Linked DNA regions of Homo sapiens: regions 1 and 2 are each linked to region 3. Evidence: chromatin contacts called from ENCODE Hi-C or POLR2A ChIA-PET data. All regions are on one chromosome and are shown on one strand. The core of a region is the stretch at or near the end of the contact, and the rest is flanking DNA. Distances in the headings are between cores, read along the strand shown. Region 1 holds the start of HNRNPH1 (heterogeneous nuclear ribonucleoprotein H1). Region 2 holds the start of CBY3 (chibby family member 3). Region 3 holds the start of HIGD2A (HIG1 hypoxia inducible domain family member 2A).

Region 1 (2,713 bases), core at 68-2,567, 3.2 Mb before region 3:
AGGCCTAAGTGGCCTTTGAAGATCAGGCCCTGCTTAGCTCTGGGCTCCTGTCTTTCTTTTGATGTCCTCTCTACTTTTTCTCAAACCTGTCAAAACTGGATTCGGACTCTGTGGCACTGGGGTTGGAAACATGCTTTGTCCGCATCTTCCCAGGGTGGCACTCAGGCTTGCACTAGCTAAGGTAGCTCTGCGGCAGGGTCCAGCACTACCTTATTGTTAATTTGTGTATTGTCTGTGTCCACTAAAGCTGGGGTGAGGAAGGCAGCCAAATCAGACATGGGGAGGCCTGGGAGGCTACGGCATCTTAGGTTTTGGGCAGTGCTGCTAGAAACCACGAACATTAGTCATCTCGCAGCATGTGTGCACATGGGGTGACCCGGGGGCCTCCTCGAATGCAGCGTCTACGCCTGGTGAATGGACGCACTCTTACCAATTCTGCTCTGGGAGATGCAGCGGTAACCTACCGAGCGCAGAGGCCGGCGCGCACCCGTGGAGCCCGCGCTCGCGATCCCTCCTCGTGCCAGGGCCCCAGGGCAGTCAAGGCCTGCCGACCGTTAGGCGGGTCAAGGGGTACACAGGGTGCGAATTCGTTAGGCAAAAGCTGGGTACAGGCGCGAGCCACAGGCACGGAAACCTCGCGCCGACCGGGGCCCTAGGCCCGACGACGGCAGGTAAGGGGAAGTGGAGGCACACAGGGCTGGGACGTGCCCCAGGCACCATACGGGTGGCTTCGGGCGCGGGACGTCCGCAGCCCCGCAGCTCCCAGGACGTTCGACAATCTGCAGCTGACCAGCTTCGGCCGGTTTGGGGATAAAGGGAAGACAGGCGGCGCGGGGAGTGGGAACGCCTGAAGGCCGCGCCCCTCCTTTCAGGTCGGCCAGGAGCGCGCCGGTAAGAGCCTGGGGGCAAGGGGTAGAAAGACGCCCACCTCATCACAACCCAGAGCTCGGGACTCCTATACAGTCCCATAGGGAACAGGCGGCCGCCATTCCCCTCCCCCACGCTGGCGGGTAAGGCTAGAGAACGGTTTCAAGGAAGACGCATGCGCATGAAATAATTATAAACCGCTAGGACTCCGAAGTTCAATATTCGCGGGAAGGCGCAGGCGCAACAAAAAGCCCGGCGGGTTTATGGGTGGGGGTGCTGAGCCCAAAACCCAAGCGTGTAATAATCCGCCGGCGGGAGGTGGGCTGGCTCTTGAAATTACGCATGCGCCAGAGCTCTTTGTGACGCAACGGGGCGGTGCGGGCAGCTGGCTGCGCGTGCGCAGAACTCGCACAAGGGACCTTATTTAGGTTGCGCAGGCGCCCGCTGGCCATTTCGTCTTAGCCACGCAGAAGTCGCGTGTCTAGGTGAGTCGCGGTGGGTCCTCGCTTGCAGTTCAGCGACCACGGTGGGTACCGTTTTTGCGAGGATTGTTTGTCCCCATATCTCTGGGAGGGCCACGGGGACCTTGGCGAGCTGCAGGCTGCCGTCGAGAGCCGCGAGTGGTTCGCTGAATCTCGGCACCGCCGCTGAGGCCTGCAGGCCGCGCCGACTCTATTGTGTGAGAAGTCGGAGGAGGCGGAGCGGAAGCGGCCGCCGCCATTTCCTTTCCTCTACGCTGGCTCTCGGCCCGGGCCCCCACGGTTCGGGGCGCCGACAGCTGTTGCTCAGGACAGCTTTGGGGGTCCGGTCGCCGGACGAGGAGGTGTTGGAGTCGCCGGGGTGGGTGCATCCGCCCGGTTTTTGCTCCGTGGGGGGGCGGTGCGGGCCCGGGCGCGCCTCGGAGGCGAAGGACAGCTTAATTGGCGCTCTCAGTTCTGGTCCTCCCCGCTTTGCAGTTTGTTTCGACGCCGGACCGCGTAAGAGACGATGATGTTGGGCACGGAAGGTGGAGAGGGATTCGTGGTGAAGGTCCGGGGCTTGCCCTGGTCTTGCTCGGCCGATGAAGTGCAGAGGTTTTTTTCTGGTGAGTTAGAACTAGGACGCGGGAGTTCGAGTTCGAGGCCGGGGCGGGCGGGCTGGCGGGCGGCCGGGCTGGGGCGGGGCGGGGCGGGGCGGGCCGGGCCGGGCCGGGCCGGGTGGGACCCGGGGCGCCCCCTGGCGAGGCGCGGGCGACTACACTCACCGCTGTGCTGCTCGCGCCCGGCGGCCCGCTGTTACGCAATGGAAATTTCGAAAGCCCCGCCCGTCCTCCTGGCCCTTGGGGGAGTGCGGCAGGTTTGGCAGACTTTGTTTTCTTTACCTATCTTTGAACACCAGCTTTTCTTTTATGGGTGTCTTTTTTTCTTTTTCTTTTGAGTTGGAGTCTCTGTCACCCAAGCTGGAGTGCAGTGGCGCGTTCTCGGCTCACTGCAACCTCCGCCTCCTGGGTTCAAGCGATTCTCCTGCCTCAGTCTCCCGAGTGTCTGGGACTAGAGGCGCGCACCGCCACGCCCGGCTAATTTTTGTATTTTTAGTAGAGACGGGGTTTCACTATTTTGGCCAGGCTGGTCTCGAACATCTGACCTCAAGTGATCCGCCCACCTCGGTTTCCCAAAATGCTGGGATTACAGGCGTGAGCCACCGCGCCTGGCCCGGGTGTCTTTTTTCGAAAGGATAAATTGGCATAGGTGGGATTTCCTCCTCAATCTTGAGAAAATGGCCGAGTGATTAGACAAATAATAGTAATGTTTTGCAATATCTTGAAGTGTAACCTCTTGTTTCCAGTTTTGGTGTTTTCTTAAAAAGG
Region 2 (2,700 bases), core at 3-2,502, 3.3 Mb before region 3:
TTATTAATTTAATCATTCCTTTTTTTTTTTTTTGAGATGGAGTTTCGCTCTTGTTGCCCAGGTTGGAGTGCAGTGGCACAATCTTCGCTCATTGCAACCTCTGCCTCCCAGGTTCAAGCAATTCTCCTGCCTCAGACTCCTGAGTAGCTGAGATTACAGGCACCCGCCACCACACCCGGCTAATTTTTTCTATTTTTAGTAGACACGGAGTTTCACCATGTTGGTCAGGCAGTTCTCGAGCTTCTGACTTCAGGTGATCCACCCACCTTCCCCTCCCAAAGTGCTGGGATTTACAGGCATGAAACATCGCGCCTGGCCCTCTTTTTTTTTTTTTTTTTTTTAAACACAGGGTCTCTATCGCCCATGCTGGAGTGCAGTGGCACAATCACTGCTCACTGCAGCTTTCACCTCTTGGGCTCAGGTGATCCTCCCACCTCAGCCTCTTGAGTAGCTGGGACTACAGTCGCATGCCACCACGCCCAGCTAATTTGTTTTTGTAGAGATGGGGTCTTGCCATGTTGGCTAGTCTGCCCTTTCATTTTCATCATCTATCCTATTATCTTCCTCCCTCCTCAGCTGGCGCCCTACTGAGATCCCTATCACTGGTGGTGCACCCATCCCATAGGTGCTGTAGGAGCTGGCTGGTAACTCTCAGCTGCCCTGGCCAATAACTGACATGTAGAAGGAGGGTACAAAAGACGGGCTCCCTTGCTTTAAGGAGGCCTAACTGTGGTGCCATTTGTGCTCAGAGTTCCCCATGAGAGCAAGCGGAAGCTAGTCTCCACGTGAGACCACACTCTGGCTCAGCCTTAGCCTTTTTCTCGCCCTGTCTTGCTTCCCTCACCCCCTTCTCCTGAGAGCATTTCCCCAATAATTCACTTGAACAAGAATGCTCAGCTTAGGCTCTGCTTCTAGGGAACCTGACCCATGACACGCTCTGTTAGCTTCCTGAGAGACTATCTTGTTAGTTCCCCTAGAACAAATTCCTGTCTTGGACTCTGCTTATGATCACTCCCTTCATTCCCCTGCCAAGAATGACAGCTCAGTGAGGGAATATGTTCTTCACTTCCCTAGAACTGTTCCTAGAACACAGTAGGTGCTCAATGATGCACTGAATGCATGCAGGGGAGAGCCCAGAGTCTATCTGACAGCTCAGCGGTCAGCACCCCTTCTTGTCCTGGGGTGGCCTGGCCTGGAGGCATTGTGAGTCATAGCAGGTGGACAAGAGCTGAGTGGGTCAGAGATGGGACTAGCCCTGGGACAGCAGCTCAGCAACTCCACCCCATCTTCCAGGTGAGGCACAACATACAGTGAGGACTAACGGGGAAACATCCTCCGAGAAGATACAATCTCAAGGGTGGGCCTGGATGTGGGCTTCCAGAGACCATCTCCCTGAACCAGATCTTGGGGATGGTATGTACCATCCAGCCTCTGTCCACCTATATGTGAGGGATAAGTGTATTATGAATTAACGAAGGCATAACAGAGGGAACCCTGCTCTAGTTCTTTCTCTTCTCACTGCCCATGGGCAGAAGAGGAATTAGAAACAACACATAGCTCCCTTTTTCACATAATAGAATCAGCACTTACTGGGCAGGGGTGGGGGGTGCAGAGAGAAGTGAGCAAAATGGGACTTGTCTGTTATCTGGACTTTGGACTTCCTGAGGGCACAGTTTGTTTGGAATAAAAGTCATGTTTAGTGTGCACAATCCCTGATACTTTGAGCCCTATGCATAGGTCTAGCCCATGGCACACACCCCAGGATGTCAGTGAACACACTGGACTGTGGTCTATACACGCATCTGTCTTCCAAGCTGGATTAGGAGCACCTTGAGGGCAGGCAGAGGCTGTTTCAGGTCCCCTTCCCAAGACCAGAGTCTGGCACAGAGCAGATGCTAGTTCAAGTCTATCAAATGACTGAATGATGAGGGCAATAATGCTGTTGGCTATGCTAGATATCCTCCCAGATTGCTTTCAGAATCCAGATCTAACCCCGGCTTTCTAATCCTTCAGCAGTTCCCTCTTACCCACAAAAGGAAGTCTAAGCTTCCGAGCCTGCCTGTAGGGCACCTTCACATAGTGCACTGGTCCACCTTCCCAGCTTCCTCTTCTGCTCTTCCCAGCACCAATCCTATCCAAGCTCGTGTTCACATCTGAAATATGAAAGTCCTGCCCTGCCGGGTACAGTGGCTCACACCTGTAATCCCAGCACTTTGGCGCTGAGGCGGGCAGATCACCTGAGGTCCGGAGTTCGAGACCAGCCTGGCCAATAAGGTGAAACCCCATTTCTACTAAAAATACAAAAAAAAAAAAAAAAAAAAAAAAAAGGCCAGGCGCAGTGACTCATGCCTGTAATCCGGGCACTTTGGGAGGCCGAGTTGGGTGGATCACCTGAGGTCAGGAGTTCGAGACCAGCCTGGCCAACATGGTGAAACCCCGTCTTCACTAAAAATACAAAAATCAGGTGGGGGTGATGGCAGGCGCCTGTAATCTCAGCTACTCAAGAGGCTGAGGCAGGAGAACTGCTGGAACCCGGGAGGTGGAGGTTGCAGTGAGCCAAGATCGCGCAATTGCACTCCAGCTCGGGCAACGACAGCGAGACTCAGTCTCAAAAAAAAAGAAAAAGAAAGCCCTGCTCGGCTCTTCCCTCTGCCTAGAAGTTCTCCATTTTCCATCCTCAACCCACCTGGCAAAGTCCTA
Region 3 (2,886 bases), core at 330-2,829:
GAGGCCTCATCTGAAGGAAGGTTGTCCTACTGAAAGTCTGAAAAACTGCTGGCTAGACCAGTATTTTTCAAATGGCATTACTCTAGGCCCACTGAACTAGAATCTCAAGGAGTGACCTTGAGATTCTTTTTTTTTTTTTTTTTTTTTGAGATGGAGTTTTGCTCTTGTTGCCCAGGCTGAAGTGCAATGGCGCGATCTCAGCTCACCACAACCTCCGCCTCCCGGGTTCAAGTGATTCTCCTGCCTCAGCCTCGCGAGTAGCTGGGATTACAGGCACGCAACACCACGCCCAGCTAATTTTGTATTTTTAGTAGAGATGGGGTTTCTCCATGTTGGTCAGGCTGGTCTTGAACTCTTGACCTCAGGTGATCCGCTCGCTTCGGCCTCCCAGAGTGCTGGGATTACAGGTGTGAGCCACTGCGCCTGGCCAAATCTCTGCTTTCAAAGTGCCCTGGGTGGCTGTTACTAGGAAAGTTCGGGAATCACTAGACTACACGATTTCTAAGCACCACTCCAAAGTCCGTTTCCTCCAAAATCAAAGACCAAAAACCATGGGGATGATACTGAATTAAATACAAGTGGATTTTTAGAGTTTATTAAGCAGGGGAGTGGAGGGGAGATGTGGCACAAATAGAAGTATGTAACATTCAAACAACAGCATCTAGGATTTTTGAAAAAACTTTCGGTTACAGTTACACAAAGGGTCACTTCCTCCCCAGCGACACATGGGCCTCTCAAAGGAGAGGAGGGAGTAAGTCCCACGGTAGGGCCAGTGGTTGCTCCCTGGGTTTTGGAATCATTTCTGCGGAGCTTTCAAGGCCAGACCCTGGGCTTAGGGTCGAGACTTCATAGCAGTGACAGCCAGACCCAGCAAGATGGCTGCGACCGTGAAACCCTGGGCGGCGATCCGGGTGCGCATCATGAGCTGAGAGCGCTGGCTGTTGCCCCGGTGGAAGGAGTAGAGGCCGTAGGTGAGGGCGGCCGCCGTGGCCAGGCAACCTGAGGAGGGGACAAAGCAACTGGGAAACAGCAGGTCGGGCCCCGCAGGTCATTCCCCGCTTTGGGTCTCGCTTCCCCAAAGCCAAGATCTCTGGATCACAGCGGAGGGAGGGCGGCGAGGGTAGGTCGAGTCGAGGTCTTCCTAGTTACAGAGTCCTCCCAATCTTAGGCCCCAAATCCCGCCCCCTAAACCCGCTGCTCCCGCTCCAATCAGTTTCGCCCCTCACCGCCCCGCCCCCTCGTCTCTTCTCTAGTCCGCTCTCCTTCCGCTCCCCGCTAGCGCTCTGGTCCTTCTCTACTTCCTTCCCTCCGACATCACTGTCCTCTCCTTGTGCAGTTCCTACCGCACCCACTTACCTATGGGTACCACCGGGTTCTCGCGGGTCTTGCGAACGAACTTTTCCTTGAAACTCTCTGGATTCCTGTAAACAGTGGGGCTCAGCCCCTCAATGACTGGAGGCTTCGATGGTTCAAAGGGGACCTCCGGAATCACAGGGCCGGGAGTCGCCATGTCCGGGCCACAGCAGCAGGAGAAAATCGGGACTCCGACCTCAGCCTCCCGGTGAAGGTCATGAAAGGGGCGGGGAAACGAATAAATTGAGCCTTGTACGCAGGCGCAAATGCTCGTTGCATCCTGGGAGTCGTAGTGCTCAGCACGGTAGTGCTACAAAAGGACTACATTTCCCCAAATGCCCGCAAAGCCTTGTGCACGCCTTCCGGAAGGAGTTTGTTACACGAGGTCTGAGAGACAGAGGCAGCGTGTTTGAGCTGCTGGTGCGGTGGTCAGCGCGATGCCCAAGGCCAAGGGCAAAACCCGGAGGCAGAAGTTTGGTTACAGTGTCAACCGAAAGCGTCTGAACCGGAATGCTCGACGGAAGGCAGCGCCGCGGATCGAATGGTGAGGGGGCTGGGGTTCCGGGTGGCCGTGGGCCTCGGCCGGGACGGTCCGCGAGATGACGGATCCGCGATGTCTCTCTTTGCCGGTAGCTCCCACATCCGACATGCCTGGGACCACGCTAAATCGGTACGGCAGAACCTGGCCGAGATGGGGTTGGCTGTGGACCCCAACAGGGCGGTGCCCCTCCGTAAGAGAAAGGTACTGACATGGCAGGGTCTCGGTCCTTGTCTTCTTTACTCTTCCCCCGCCATACTGACCTAGGTGTCAGAACGTGGTACTGCCCATTCCTTCCCTCAGGCCCTTCCGAGTTTTCGACCTCCCCACAGTCAGAACGCTCAACTGACGTTGAGCAAGGGTCTCTTTACGACCTTCGTCACACTCCCTCCCCAGCACACATTCCCCATACCCCCTCTACTCAGTCTTTTTTCTCTGAAATTAACCCATTAGCATCTCAACGGTATTTTCCTTAATTTATCTTTTTCTACCCTTAACTTTCCTAATTAGTACTCCCTAAGAGTTGGAGATCTTTACTTACACCTTTTCTTTGTTATTCAATCATCCTTGGTCTGAGGCTTCCCTAGGCTTCCCTGACTGCAGTCTCCTTCCCGGGTTCAAGCTATATCCCACCTCAGCGTCCCAAATAGCTGGGATTATAAGCGTGTGCCACCATACCCGGCTGATTTTTGTGGTTTTAGTAGAGGCAGGGTTTCGCTATGTTGGCCAGGCTGGGCCTCAAGTGATCCGCCTGGCCCCCTGGAGGCTTCAACAACTATTAAAAGAATCCAGGTTCCCAAAAGAAAAGCAAGCAATTCATCTTTCTCTGCCTGCCTATCTATAAAATGGGTATAACACTCCTTGCCTTAGGGACTATCTAACTGTGTGGCTGTAGCCTCACATTTATTCAAGAAATGGTAGTGCCATTTTCCTCTGGCATGAAAGAATAAAAAGAAACTTGCCTAAGGCAATGGAACAAATTCATTCGCGAAGCC

Evidence for each region. Hi-C counts contacts between places; a loop is a spot of excess contacts on that map. ChIA-PET counts read pairs that join two places held with the same protein, here RNA polymerase II (POLR2A). Pooled maps may share reads with other maps.
Region 1: a map with no recorded cell type shows a loop between it and region 3 (14-fold over the local background). The contact joins the promoter of HNRNPH1 here to the promoter of HIGD2A in region 3. A Hi-C loop is called at or near these places in 2 of 37 single-sample maps with no recorded cell type and 8 of 50 pooled maps. POLR2A ChIA-PET finds 5 or more read pairs at or near these places in 1 of 52 experiments (activated CD4-positive, alpha-beta T cell).
Region 2: a pooled map shows a loop between it and region 3 (26-fold over the local background). The contact joins the promoter of CBY3 here to the promoter of HIGD2A in region 3. A Hi-C loop is called at or near these places in 1 of 37 single-sample maps with no recorded cell type and 4 of 50 pooled maps. POLR2A ChIA-PET finds 5 or more read pairs at or near these places in 1 of 52 experiments (naive thymus-derived CD4-positive, alpha-beta T cell).

The regions. Positions count from the first base shown.
Region 1 is chr5:179,622,275-179,624,987 of GRCh38, reverse strand. HNRNPH1 (heterogeneous nuclear ribonucleoprotein H1) reads left to right here and starts at 1,317. Exons shown (of 14, transcript NM_001257293.2): 1 at 1,317-1,393; 2 at 1,824-1,951. The coding sequence starts at 1,855. The region is part of intron 4 of LOC128966623 (a long non-coding RNA gene); the gene reads right to left. RefSeq lists enhancers at 1-490, 491-1,276, 1,026-1,320, 1,376-1,545.
Region 2 is chr5:179,679,586-179,682,285 of GRCh38, reverse strand. CBY3 (chibby family member 3) reads left to right here and starts at 1,252. Exons shown (of 2, transcript NM_001164444.2): 1 at 1,252-1,413. The coding sequence starts at 1,368. It also overlaps a transcript of CANX not described here.
Region 3 is chr5:176,387,444-176,390,329 of GRCh38, reverse strand. HIGD2A (HIG1 hypoxia inducible domain family member 2A) reads right to left here and starts at 1,579. Exons shown (of 2, transcript NM_138820.4): 1 at 1,357-1,579; 2 at 569-999. The coding sequence starts at 1,510. The coding sequence ends at 833. It overlaps NOP16 (NOP16 nucleolar protein), which reads left to right and starts at 1,732. Exons shown (of 5, transcript NM_016391.8): 1 at 1,732-1,897; 2 at 1,987-2,095. The coding sequence starts at 1,791. It also overlaps a transcript of ARL10 not described here. RefSeq lists enhancers at 377-1,060, 882-1,101, 1,302-1,621, 894-2,093, 1,745-2,428.